Linked DNA regions of Mus musculus: region 2 is linked to region 1. A link is a contact called in ENCODE Hi-C data. All regions are on one chromosome and are shown on one strand. The core of a region is the stretch at or near the end of the contact, and the rest is flanking DNA. Distances in the headings are between cores, read along the strand shown. Region 1 has its middle 18 kb from the start of Gm34281. Region 2 holds the start of Mat2b (methionine adenosyltransferase II, beta).

Region 1 (6,960 bases), core at 1,102-3,601:
GAGTCAACTCTGACCTCAAATTTCCTGAATCCTGTATGATTTTGGACAAGGTCCTTATCCCTTTTATTTGCTAGCCAAACAATTGTTTATTCAACCACAGCAATCCATACACTTGCCCACTTAGTATTATATGCCACTATACTTGTTTAGGAAGACAAAGTTGAACTGAATGTCCTCTGAGTATTTTATCTCAATGTCTTTAAACTCTTCACCCTTTAGTCTTGCCTTTCAAAAGAGTTTTAGCAACTCTGAGCTCATAAAAAAAAATCCCTGCACAATTTCCTCAGAAAATATGCCTTGATTCCAAACATGTTTACCATTGGCCTTTTTCCTCATCCAAATTTCTTGCAGATCCCCGTCTGATAGAATTTTTTTTTAAAAAAAAGAAAAAAAAATACCCCCCCAAGCATCTGTCTCTGGCAAGTGCGCCTGTGAGTCACATCTCCTCCTCTGCAAAGCCAGGCCTGGAAACCAACTGATTAAAAGCAGAGCACAAATAGGAGGCAGCCTGTTAAATTTATTTTGGGTCCACCCCTCCCACCTCCCCTCTCCTAGGCACTTACTTATTCAGTTACCAGATTATGGCTGTTGTAATATATTTAGGTACTCTGGTTCAGGCTCCTCTCTTAAATTCCCTTGTGGGGAGAGAAGGGCTTCAGTGGGTGGGTTTTGTTGTGATTCACCTGACTACAGTTCTACAAGTTGTTTATATGTATTAAGGTCTGGCATTGGTAGTGATGGTGGAGAGCCAGGTTGTTAGATGAGGGACCGTTTATGCTTAATGGAGGTGTCTAACAGAGTATGGGATAGAGAAAATCATCATTCCAAACAGCACACGGGATAATGAAGATAGGACAGGTGGCTGTTGAGTGTAATTGGTTTAGGGTTTTAGCGTGTGGACTCAGACTTTTATTCCTTCGATGCTACTCTTCTCTTCTTTTAGAATAGATTTTATTTTCATTTTTATTCGTGTGTGTGTGTGTGTGTGTGTGTGTGTGTGTCACCTGTATGTGGGTTCCTACCAAGGCCAGAAAAAGGAATTAGGTTTTCTCAAGATGAAATTACAGGTGGCTGTGAGCTGGCCTATGAGAATCCTTGGAACGTGGGTGCTTTATAAGAAAGAGCAGCAAACACTGTTGTTGTTATTTTGGGAGCAGGGTTTCCCTGCCTGTCCTGAAATTTGCTTTGTAGACCAACCTGGCCTCAAACTTACAGACATCTGCTTGCCTCTGCTTCCCAGGTGCTGGGATTAAAGGTGTGAGCCACCACACCTAGCATGAACAGCAAGTTGTCTTAACTACTGAACCATCATCTCTTTAGTCTCTACTCTTTCCTTCTTTATTATGGGAATTCTTTCTCTTGTTCTGTGATGGGTTCTTTAGCTCCTATATCACCATGTCTGAGTTCTAGCAAGTGGGAAGGAATAATAATAATGAATGGGATTGTATGTGTTTTGTCTATCAGACATGACCAGGAAGTTACACAAGGCATTTTTGTTCCTATTTCTCCCTGACTTTTTGCACAGCCAAGCCTAACTATAAGGAAGCCTGGTAAATGAAATCTAACACAGCTGCTGTACTTCCAGATAAAACTTCTATTACTATGGGAAGTAACACGGAAAGGCTAATTAGAAATCTCAGGCCCAGTAGAGGTTGAGGGCTGGCTTGAGGGCTGACTTGTAGCCTCGTGATGGTTAACATTTGTGTTGTCCTTAGCTCGTTATAGATAGTTCTGGCTGCCGCAGACTATCACCGTTTCATCGTGGAGTCTCTTGTTTCTGTTTCTGTCTCTTCTACTGACTCCTTTCCACTTCCTGTGGGTATGAAACGCTGTTCAATCATAGACACTCTCTTTATTGGGCTTAGATGAGTTACACTTATTATAGGTTAATAATATTTGAACAATTGCTTTTTTTCAACGATCAGGAAAGCAAATTGACATCTGAACATATACTGTTGTCCTTTTGTATCCATAGCGGATCCTGTGGGATACTAAAATTCTGTGATCAAATTTCTTATATAAAGTGCTATGGTATCCTGGTATCATCTATGCAACTTTCCTCAATACACCATCCCCACATTACCTACAGTCTTTAACACAGTGCAAATGCTACATCGATAACTGCTATGATGTATTGCTTAAGGTAACATGTCTGTAAAAAATTGCTTGTACATATTCAGGACATATGCAATTTTTTTCCCCAGAATATTTTTGGTCTGTAGTTAGTTGCAGTGGAAGATGTGGAGCCTCTGGATAAGGAGGGCTAACTGTGCGTTCAAAATATTGCTCTGCAGAGAGCAGAACCTCAGCCCTAGTTTGGAGAGAATCAAACAGAGACATTTAGAAAGGCAGCTTATTGCCCGGGGAGCGTGTGCTCTCCAGAGATGCTTGTGCCTTGTTAAGAAAAAGCAATCCACCTGCTTCTGGTCTCTGTTTAAGATTCCTAACACATAACAGCAGGTAGCTTGCTCATTGCATATTCTCCTGACACTTCCACTCTCCCAGGAAGCTAAGGAGGAATGACATATTATTCGTTCCCTGACAACATGATCTAGGAATATTCCTCCAAAGAACAATTCTTGATTTGTACTTTATTTTGTCCTTTTAAGAGATGCACTACTAGGGAATTTAAAAGTTGTAATATTTCATACTTGAGGGGTTTAGGCTCTATCTGTCCATTATTTTGACTATGAATTGGTGATATTTACTCATTCCCCGATGAATCTCCGACATGCCCTAATAAAGCTCTATGAGCAGAGAGATCTATGCTCCGCTTCCTACCACAGATGAATGAAAAAATTTCAACAGTGCTTCTGTATAGCTACATGGGTAACTAATAGTTGAGAAATGGAACCCTTTGCTATAACTTATGGTTGTTTAGGGAAAGGAGGCCATTGGTGGAATCTTATTTCCTCACTGTGTGGTGAAATACCCAAGACTTTGTCCTTTGTAGAAATACAAGGAGAATCAGCAGTAAGTTGGGGCTGAGTGTGGAATGATCAGTGAGTAGCCAGCCCTCATTTCCTCACAACCTTCTGCTTCCTTTTGGTCCCTGGTTGATCAGGAGATGTGCCAGTTTGGCCTTTTCTGTAAACACACCAGGCCCTTGATTTTCTCGCATTGTCTTCAGTGTGGATAATGCTTGTCATCTGTCTAATTGCCTTGATCTGGGAATATTCCCTAAAGAAGGGAACATTAGGCAAATAGGTAGGAAAACAGGAGGATGTACTGTTTTGTTTCAGTGTTTCTTAGATGCCCAAACTGCCTAATTTCAGAGCCATGACCATACACTCTTGGCACCAGATGTCTCAACGATGAACTTCTTCTATGTGCATGAAAGAAACTTCAGGGACAAGTTCTTGAGAATAAGGAAGAATTGAAAAATTAAAAAAAAAATGTATCTTGGGTGTTCTATGTTTCTGGGCTAATATCCACTTATCAGTGCGTGCATATCTAATGACTTCTTTTGTGATTGGGTTACCTCACTAAGGATGATATCCTCCAGATACATCCATTTGTCCAAGAATTTCATAAATCCGTTGATTTTAATAGCTGAGTAGGCCCTTGGTATTGCAAACTTTATATGCCCCAGTGCAGGGGAATGCCAGGGCCAAGAAGCGGGAGTGGGTGGGTAGGGGAGCAGGGTGGGGGGAGGGTATAGGGAACTTTCGGGGTAGCATTTGAAATGTATATAAAGAAACTATCTAATAAAAGAAAGAAAGAAAGAAAGAAAGAAAGAAAGAAAGAAAGAAAGAAAGAAAACATTAAATTAAGTGCACTGGAATTATCTGTGTATTGTCTTCCTTTCCACATTTTGTCAGAATTTCTTCATTTTAGAACATACTTTTGCCAGGCAGTGGTGGCACACGCCTTTAATCCCAGCATTTGGGAGGCAGAGGCGGGCAGATTTCTGAGTTCGAGGCCAGCCTGGTCTACAGAGTGAGTTCTAGGACAGCCTGGGCTGTACAGAGAAACCCTGTCTCAAACAACAACAACAACAACAACAACAACAACAACAACAAACCAAAAAAAAAAAAAACCCAAAGAAACAAAAAAACAAAAAACAAAAAAAAGAAAAGAAAGAAAGAAAGAAAGGAAACACTTTTGCTGAGTGCAGTGGTGCAGTGGTGCACACTTGAAATCTGAGTACTTGGAAGGAAGAGGCAGAAGGATCAAGCATTCAAGGCTAGCCTCAGCTACACAGCAAGTTTCAGGCTGGTCTGGACTATGTAAAATTTTGTCTCAACAAACCAAAACATAAACCTATTAGCATATATTAATTATACACCATGAACAGGTCTCATAATTCCAGTTTTATTTAAATATGTCATGTACTTTGGCCAAAACCACCTCTGTTACCTTCTCTTGAATTCTCCTTTATATTTCTTTGAGCCCCACTTTGCAAAATAGTTTTTCTTTTGTGTTCATGTGCTCTCTCTCTCTATCTTTCCTTCACTCCCTCCCTTCCTTCACCCCTCTCCCTTCCTCTCCTCTTGAAGTTCAATATGTGAGAGAAAAGATTCAGTGTTTATTTTTCTGAGGTTTATTTCACACAGTTACATCTATTTTCTTGAGAAAGTTTTCAATTTTCTCTGAGACTAGCTTTCTATGTATCTGTTACTGTATACTCCTCCATATATCATTTGTCATACCTGTCTATGCCTATTCTATCTATCTATCTATCTATCTATCTATCTATCTATCTATCTATCTATCTATCTCCTGTCTAATTATCATGGATCTATATTATATGAATGTCTATCTATCCTCTATCTATTGTTGATCTACATTATATGAATTTCTATCATCTATCTATCTATCTTATCTATCTATCTATCTATCTATCTATCTATCTATCTATCTATCTATCTATCTACTTATCTTTCTATCTATGTAATCCAGACAGAGGGATAAACCCCTGAGTTCAGGTGCTTCAAAGCCTTCCAGAATTCTCTTCTTCATTTACCAAAAGAAAGGGTTGAAGATGTAAATTGTGAGATTGGAAGCCAACATGGGATTGATGGCTCTACAGATTTATTGATCTATTTTTTTTTTTCCTTGAGAAACTAGTGATCTTTGTAGTATTGGAACAGTTCTGCCACAGAAATTTGAAGATCATCTTGTTCAACTGTTTTATTTTACACATGATGGGAACTTTGAAGTCCAGAGATAAGTGACTTGCCAGAGGCAAGTCAAATAAATTGCTCTGTTGTTTCACTTTTAGGCAGTAAACGTTGTATTGGAAAAATCATATATATTCAGAAAGTGAAAAAACAAACAAACAAACCTGAAATAGATTAGTTCCTTGTAACCAGCTTCAGGATGTGATCATTACCAAACCACATTTAAGCCATCTCTGCTGTCCCTTCTCTAGTCACTGTGTGCGTCCTCACTGCCAAAAGCAGCCACAATTCTGCTTATGAATAGCTTAAGCTTTTATGGTTTTGAGTTTTGTTTTTATGTAAACAATTATACAGAATACCCATTTATTTGGGTATAGTTTCAATTAATGCAAAGTTTATGAAATTGATTTTGTGGATTGCACTAGCTTTCAGTTTTAGTTTGGCTGGTTGGCTTTAAATGATGGGGTAGTCTAGTGCTAATATTCATGTTTATCCTAATTACTCTACTCTGGACAGTTGCATTTTCTTGAAAGCAAACTCCAGGGCTGCCATGGGGGTTGATCCCTTTAAGGTAACCAATGGGAGTGGGCAATGCCTGCCACTGTTGCGCATAGGCTATGGCAATGCCTTCCTCTTCTGGCCTGATTACCTGATTATTAAGAAACCATTTGAACAACGGTCAAATGACAAGGCTCCCCTTCCCTCTTTTTCATTCTAGCCTTCTGTTGGTAAGAGTTGATTTATGCTTTCATATTTGAACAATTCTTGTTCAAGTGGATTTTCTGGAGGACTGATAGTCCCTGTTCATTTTTCCCAGATCCTCTGTGAGAATCCAGATGGTTCTTGCATTTTTAGTGAGGGAATACGTGCCATCTTGCATAATCTGATTGTCTAAAACTGCCTACATGCTTCCCATCTGAAGAAGGGTTGTCTGCCAAAGGTGTCAGGTTATCATATGGTGCTAAAAAAGTAGGTATTTCAGGTCCAAACCTTGACATCAAAGATCTCTTCTCCCAGGTGACTAAATTGGACACTTTGTCAACTCTTTATTAAAAATACAATTCACCAATCTGAAAAGAAAGTTTAATTATTTATCTGCCAGTAGTTTCTCCCATGATAAAATAAGCCTTAAATGTTTACAATGAACGTAGCTAGCTTTTAACCAATTTACTTATTTAACCAAGTATTAAAAAAAAATCCATACCACACCATGTAAGTTCTTCTAAACTCCTTTTGTTTCCATTGATTTTGATTAAACAGGTAATTGGCAGGTGATCAATACACAGAGTTCTGACGAGGTGCCTTGTCTAGCCCTTGTGCTACTGGGCTTGGAGAAAGGGGAGCCAGAGGTTTGCTGACACGCCAATCTATCTTCAGTGAATGCAAGCTGGCTAATAAATATTTAATGGACAGTTGTTTGCAGTTTAATAGAATTAGATAATTCTATTAGAATCCTGTTTGGAGACCTACAGGTATCATATATCACAGCTGAAGACATGGTTAATAATTTAAGCTAAGTGTCTAGTAATTAGAGAAACAGTCAAATTAAGCAGGGACTTTTGGTCTTAAGCCATTTGGAAATTGTGTGTGTGTGTGTGTGTGTGTGTGTGTGTGTGTGTGTGTGTGTGTGTATTTTGTGAGAAAGACAGAGAGACAGAGAGAGAGAGGCAGAGAGAGAGACAGAGACAGAAAAAGAGGCACAGAGGGAGAAAGAGGCAGAGAGAGAGAAAGAGAGAGAGAGAGAGAGAGAGAGAGAGAGAGAGAGAGAGAGAGAGAGAGAGAGAGAGAGAGAGAGAGAGAGAGACTTTAGTCTATAAACCACCACTCAGATTAGCCA
Region 2 (7,063 bases), core at 2,933-5,432, 140 kb before region 1:
GTTCACGTAGGCTTCAGTCCCTACTCTTCTACCAAGACAAGATTATGCCTTTCACAAAGATAGAATTTTCACCAGCTTTGGAATCACATTCTCTGTGCCTAGCTTCATTCACCCAGAGAAATGATTTAGATTCATTTCTGTAGCTTCTTTTCTTTATATCCCTAAGTAATATTCCCAGTACGGATGAACCAGAATTTGTTTATCCATTTATCTGTTGATGACTGATAGGTTGGTTTCAAGTTTCCTGCTGTCCGTCAAGCCTGAGAACATGCATTCAATCACCTAGGTCCAGACAGGAGCAAAGCAGCTCCTTCCTACAAGCGCACGTATGCACACACACTATGTCACTCATTCTCCATTTCCCCTCAGCAACAGGCACAGAAAGAATACATGTCAAAAAGTGCACTTAGGCAGCTACGGATACTCATGTAGAAGTCTTCTTGAATGGGGTCTATGCTTTCATTCTTCATGAATACATCCAACAAGTTTTCTCAAATGGTTTCATTATTTCCATACTCCCGCTGTCGTAGAGTTCCATGTTCATTTGTTTCTCCATCCATCTGTTGACAGCTGTTTGGTTTATCTAAATTTTGGGCCATTTCAAATTAAGGGGTCTGATTGTTGAAAATGTTTGCAAGTAAAGGCATTAAGAATGAATGAGCCTCTGGGTGTGGTAGCGCACGCCTTTAATCTCAGCACTCGGGAGGCAGAGGCAGGTGGATTTCTGAGTTCGAGGCCAGCCTGGTCTACAAAGTGAGTGTCAGGACAGCCAGGGCTACATAGAGAAACCCTGTCTCAAAAAACCAAAAAAACAAAAAGCAAAAAAACCCAACCAAACGAAAAAAGAATGAATGAGCCACAGTAACACAGTCACTGTTTTGACCTAAAGACACTTAAAAACCAGGTGCAAAAGACGTGAGTCTGAGCTTGCTTCATTTCTTGAAGGTAGGAGAGCAAGTGGCTGTAGAGGCACTTTCTTCCCTAGAAGCAAAGCTTATTACCATTCAAATTACTGACCTACAGTTCTTTAAATATTCTGAGTATGTTCTCTTTAGGTATATGTATTCAAATTATTTTTTCAGTCTGTATTTTATTTATTTATTTATTTTATTTTTTTATTTTTATTTTTTTTGAGACAGGGTTTTTCTGGATAGCCCTGGCTGTCCTGGAACTCACTTTGTAGACCAGGCTAGGCTGGCCTCCAACCCAGAAATCCGCCTGCCTCTGCCTCCCAAGTGCTGGGATTAAAGGCGTGCGCCACCACTCCCGGCTTGACTAATTGTTAAAATATGTACTTTATTTGTTTGTTTGTTTGTTTTTTTGGATTTTTTTTTTTTTTTTTTGGTTTTTCAAGACAGGGTTTCTCTGTATAGCCCTGGCTGTCCTGGAGCTCACTTTGTAGACCAGGCTGGCCTCGAACTCAGAAATCTGCCTGCCTCTGCCTCCCGAGTGCTGGGATTAAAGGCGTGCGCCACCACGCTGGGCCACCCCTAGAGTTTTTAAATTGGCATTTGGAATCATTAAGTTAAAAAAAAGGAATGGGGGGGGGGAGTTTTTAACTCAAGTTTCCGTTACCGTAATGTGTGAAACGTGTGGAATATTTCACAACAGGAATCAATTGCTTGTACTTCCCAACCGTTGGCTCATTCTTGTCTTTCTACAAGAGACAAAGTCAACAAGTTCTACCAGGGAATTGCAGGGGTTTGTTTGTTTGCTTGCTTGTTTGTTTTTAGTTCTGCCATATGGATTTCAGTAATGGGTCCTCCCTTGACTTGCAGTTAAGCATGAAACTTCTCATTGGGTAGTTTCAAAACTAGCAGGAGGAATCAGCTGCTAGCTTACTGCACTGTGGAAAGCTGCACGAGATTCCAGGGTTGGAATGGAAATGCTAATTTAAAAGGTCAAGCGGAGCTGCGCCTCACGTTTTTGGCGTCCGTGTGCTCCGTGCGGGCGGAGCGAACAAAGACCGGGCCAGAGGAGCCAGACGCCCAGATCCCTCTCGCTGCGTTTCCCCAAAATAGTTCTGGAATCATGCCTGAAATGCCGGAGGCCATGGAACAGGTAAGAGCTAGCAATTCAAGACTCGGTGGCGGCTCGGCGATGCGCTAAAATCGATTCCAAACCGCTGCTACGAGCAGAAAGGGTGTAAATAAAATGCTAGCCGGTACCATTTATTTCCTTAAGAAACGTAAGCTTGGTACACAGAATAAACTATCTAGGGTTTCTGACCCAGGAAATCAAGCCCAGTTTAATAAATAAGACGTGAAGCAGAACGATAATTTCATTCTCCACATTGAGTGCAACTGTAGTGAAGGCTCTGTGTAGTGCAAGATTTAACCCGTGGTGCATGCCCAGGTTTTTTGTCTTTTGTCTTTTGTCTTGTGGAGCTTGAATCTGCTAATGGGACTTTCAGTTCCAGTTTGCACTCTTTGAGACGTGACTCCCCAACCCCCATCGGAAGTCAGACATTGGCTGTAAACAGAGCCTTTTCTTATTAAATAAGCTATACCCAACTTTTGCCTGACTTGTGTCAAACCGTACTCTTATATATAGGCAAGCAAACATTTTCTCACTCTCTTCACAAGGTTGCTCTGAGAATCACACTAATTGTGGAAAATTTTGAGTCTTCCTATTGAGTACATTTTATGATCCCCTCTAGGAAGCAAACTACACACACATCAACCAGAAACTTGAAATATTCTCACTTTTAATTAGGATGAGGGATCTTGGATTTGTCCCTCCCTCGGACTTCTAATTATTATTATAATTTAGTGTTGGGATAGCTAGCCCTTTTAATAACCATAAGACCCGGATTATAAAAAAAAAATTCGAAAAGTAGGGAGCCTTAGGCTGCCTTTGTTTGCTCTTCCAAAGAGTGAGGGAATAAATTCTTTAGTGGGGGGGGGTGGGGTGGGGGGGTGGGAGAAAAACTATCACCTGACTGAGGAAAACTTTTCCCAAGGGGCAGCTTAATCCTTAGTCTAAAAATAAACCAAAAGGATTCTGAAAATGAGGCCTTTGGGGGTAATTCAGGCAGTGGTCACGTTTTGGGGCGAGTTTTGAAATCCCTTATCGTGGGTGTCTGGATGGGAATAGATTGTTGGGTAGAGAGTGGGCGGAGAAAAAGTGTGCCCGGGCTTTTTTTCAGGGTAAATTTCACTGGCTTGCCTGTTGCTGTGCTTCGGAGCTTGTAACCTGCAGGTTACAGTTGAGAGCTGAGTCAGACCCTGCGAGCTGTTGTTTCTGATTAACTTTTGAACAACCACACAGGGCTGGAAGGAGCGCCTGGCATTCCGCCCTTCCTTGGCTCCCTCATTTTAAGTCTTAGCAGCTCCTCCTTGGCTTGGCTCCAGCAGCCCCGGGCGTCGTCGTCCCCTAAGTGAAGCCTCCAAAGGGCAGCCAGGACGCCTGTTAAATCTACTTAAAAGTTGACTGGGCTTGTTAGCACAGTTGAGTTTCTCCTGTGGTTCTGCGGGGGGGGAAATACGAAGAACCTGCCTTTTAGAAAGTAACATTCTCTCCCACACCTTTTTATTTTTAATTAGCTAAAAATAAACAGTTTTCAAACTTCACAGCATTTTTTTTTTAGCATTCCAGAAAAACATAGCTTTCAGGGATGTTAATGACTCTGAGCACAGTCCTATTTTTATTCTTTCTTCTTGCCTTAAAGGACGAACCGCACCTTGCCTAGGTTGGTTGTTCACTCCTGTAACCCTTTGATGCCTTTGGACAAGGAAACTAGAGAGGATCAGAAATTGCAGGTCTTTCTCTGAGCCCAAGGCCAGCCTGAGGTTCGGACTGCCTAAAACCAACTCAGTCCAGCCTTAGCTCTGTGTTCACGGGACAACCCTTACCTTCTTGCCTCCTAACTTTACAGATGTTTTAGTCTATTTTCTATAATACATGCTTGGTTGACTCCTAGGCATTTCGCAGTCTGCAAACCTAGGCGAATCGATTCCTTACCCTTCACTAAGAAGGAATAAGTAGGAGAGATTTTAAAAAAACAAACAAAAAAGCCAACACTCTTAAACCCAAGGAAGCCTGCATCCATCGCTTGGCACCAGTGCCTGCGTTCTAACGCTCTATCTCCTTAAGAACTGGCACATGGGCTGACAGCGTCCCTTGAGGTTCCGCCCCTTTTTGAACGCGTGGCGAGAGGCGGCCAATCAACAGGCGCGGCCAGGGCGGCGGAAGCCGGAAGCGGCAGCCGGGGTCGGCCTGGGCCTAGGGGAGGAGGGCCAAGGGCGCGGGCGCTGCGGCCCCTGGCAGTGCTGCGCTAGTGGAGCTTGCGGTCGCGACTGAAGCGGCGCAAAGACTGCGGGCATGGTGGGCCGGGAGAAGGAGCTCTCCATCCACTTCGTCCCCGGCTGCTGCCAGCTGGTGGAGGTGAGCTTCGGGGCATGGAGCCGGGGTGGCGCCTTTGAGTTTGTTTACCTCTCTCCCTGTAGGGCTGCGCTCACGCCCGCTGCAGCCCGGGGAGCGCGGAGGTGGAGACTCCCGGTGCCTCCCGCCGCCTCCCGCGGGCTGGCTCCCGTTTCAGTAGTCATCATCTTTGTTTTGTGTTCCTGGATCTTTAAGGACAGGGGGAGAGTGACTTTCCATAAATGGCGGTGTCGGCGGGGTCAACTTGGTGAATTCATAGTTTGCACGGGGCGGGTTCCTTGAGGCACTTTTAAGGCTGTCAGGATTTCCGACTGTGCGGTGCTGTGAACGCTCAGGCTCCCTGGTAGGCAGACGGGCACCGCCTCGAGTTTATTCAGGAAGGTTTGAGCAGGAATTCCAGTGTTGGGCTTTTAGCTTCTACGTTTTCTGAACCGCTGTATTTTGCGTGGTGGAAGACTGCTGAAAGAAATTGCATGTCTGGTAAACTTCCCCCAGCATGTTTCCAAGTCTGGTCCACGGTCCCGTGTTTCAAGCCCGTTAAGTACTTACTGACCTACAGAATGTATCCAGCACAGTCGATGAACTAATGTGTCTTGCTGATATAAAAACGCCTAGGATGTGGCCAGTTTTTTTTTTTTTTTTAATGCAAACTTTTAATTTGGGGGAGGGTCCTGTGCTTGCTAGAGTTACTAGAGATAAGGGAGTCCCTATTGAGATGAGGGATTCTTGTTAAGAGTATACCGCCATAAGATTAGGCTATTATTAGGTGAACCTGTAGCGCCTTTTCTTAATTGGCGATTGACTTGGGAGGACGGAGCCCCTGGGCTGTTATAGTCCTGAGTTGTTTAGGAAAGCTGGCTGAGGAATTAAGCAGTTTTCACAAGGCCTGTGTGAGCTCCTGCCTCCAGGGTCTTGTCCTAACTTCCTTCAGGGGCGAACAGTGATGTGGAAATGGTAAGCTAAGTACCTCCTGCCAAACAATGCTTTGATGTTTTCACACAGCAATAGAAACCCAAACTAGAACTCAGTATGTGTTGTCCAGGCTGGCCTTGGACTCAGATGCTTCTGCCTCGAGGAGTGCTGGGATTGAAGATCTGAGCCACCACAACCAGTTGATAATGGGAAATTTTTACATTTGCGTGATGCACATTCAATATTATCTCCAAATGGCTGGGCCTTAGCCAAAGTTCGAATGTATTTGCAGTTCCAGACTGGTGACGGCATGTGACCAAAGGTGTGTGCGTATGAGCATGTATTCGTGTAGGCTTAATGCATTTCCCCAGTTCAGTAAAAGAAAAGTAGAGAGTGGTAAACTGAGTGTGCTAACTCATGTCTGTAATCTCAGTACTCAGGAAGTTTGTAGTGGTGAGGAGATGTGATTGCTTTTTAGGGTGGTTTTTTGTTTGTTTGTTTGTTTTTTCTTTCTGTTGTTGCATTTGTTTGTTTGTTTTAAACAGTCTCACTGTGTATTCATGGCTGTCCTCAAATCCCCGGAGATCTGCGTGGCTCCACCTCCAGTGGGCTGGGATTGATGATGCCACCACACCCAGCAACCTTTTTCATTAAAAAAAAAAATGGTACAGTAGCTGAGCGTGGCGGCTTATACTTCAGTCCCATCACTCTAAAAGCTGAGGCAGGAATGATTATCAGGCAAGCCAAGGTTACATAGTGAGACCCTGTTTCATAAAAGCAGATAACAGGCAGAAGGTGCAGACAGCTGGAATCTGCATGCTGGTGTTGCTCTCTCAACCTGTGCAACTGACATTCACTCTTGTTGCCAGCTGAGACTTGGCATAGTTAATGTTAGTGAGGCAGCCTGATACCAATTCCTGTTAAGAACACTGCCTGTGTGTACGTACAGGGAGTTGAGCTGTTCCCCTCTGAATTCCATTCCTATTAAGCAATCTAGATATCTTGTTTCTTAAATCCCAAGGGTGTCCAAGGATGTTAGAGAGGTAGAGAGTGAATGTGAAAACTTGAAAGTGTTGAAAGTGAATGTGAAACTTTCTGGTTGTTTTGTATTTGTTTTCCCAGACAGATCAGGGCTGGTCTTGAATTCATTGAGACCCTCCTGCATCAGATGATTTTTTTTTTCAATTATGCATGATTGCTAAGTGTATAGCCGTGTACCATGTGTCTGATACCTACTAGGGCCAATAGAAGGTGTCCATTCCAGTAGAGCTGGAGTTACAGGGAGGTGTGAGCTGCCCAGGATGGACTCTGAGGACCCAATGCCAGTCCTCTGCAAGAGCAACTTTTTTTTTTTTTTTTTTTTTTTTAGGTTTTTAAATGTTATGTGTGTGGGTGTTTGGCCTGTATGTTTGTTCACCACATGCATGCAGTACCCTTTGAGGTCCACAGAGGATGTTGGCTCCCCAAGGAACTGGAGTCACACATATTGTTGATACCTGCCGTGTAGGTGTTGGGACTCAAACCACGCTCTCCAGCCCCATCTGTTTTCCTTTATGGTGTTTTCCCAGACCTCTTCATGGTATTTGTTACATGTACAGTGTTGTGAATCTATACTAGACTTAGCATGCTTTGACCCCGTTTATTTCAGCTGTGTGTGTGGTGTGTGTGTGTGTGTGTGTGTGTGTACGTGTACAAGTATAGTTTTTGAGACAGGGTCTTGCCTAGTGGGCCGCACTGGCCTGGAATCCCCTCCGTAGAGCAGGCTATG

What was found. A loop is a pair of places that touch in the nucleus more often than their neighbours do.
Region 2: a loop to region 1 is called in a map of left cerebral cortex, with 2.9 times the contacts of the local background. The contact joins the promoter of Mat2b here to the enhancer-like site in region 1. A Hi-C loop is called at or near these places in 1 of 37 maps with a recorded cell type or tissue (left cerebral cortex).

The regions. Positions count from the first base shown.
Region 1 is chr11:40,545,811-40,552,770 of GRCm38, reverse strand. No RefSeq gene overlaps it. Among named protein-coding and RNA genes, the nearest start is that of Gm34281, 18 kb to the left of the region's middle. Within about 2 kb of position 2,351, at least 1 of the 3 ENCODE cell types and tissues checked has a DNase peak (open chromatin) inside an H3K27ac peak, as active enhancers do; it is left cerebral cortex, where a contact is called at or near this core.
Region 2 is chr11:40,689,801-40,696,863 of GRCm38, reverse strand. Mat2b (methionine adenosyltransferase II, beta) reads left to right here and starts at 4,182. Exons shown (of 7, transcript NM_134017.2): 1 at 4,182-4,386. The coding sequence starts at 4,324.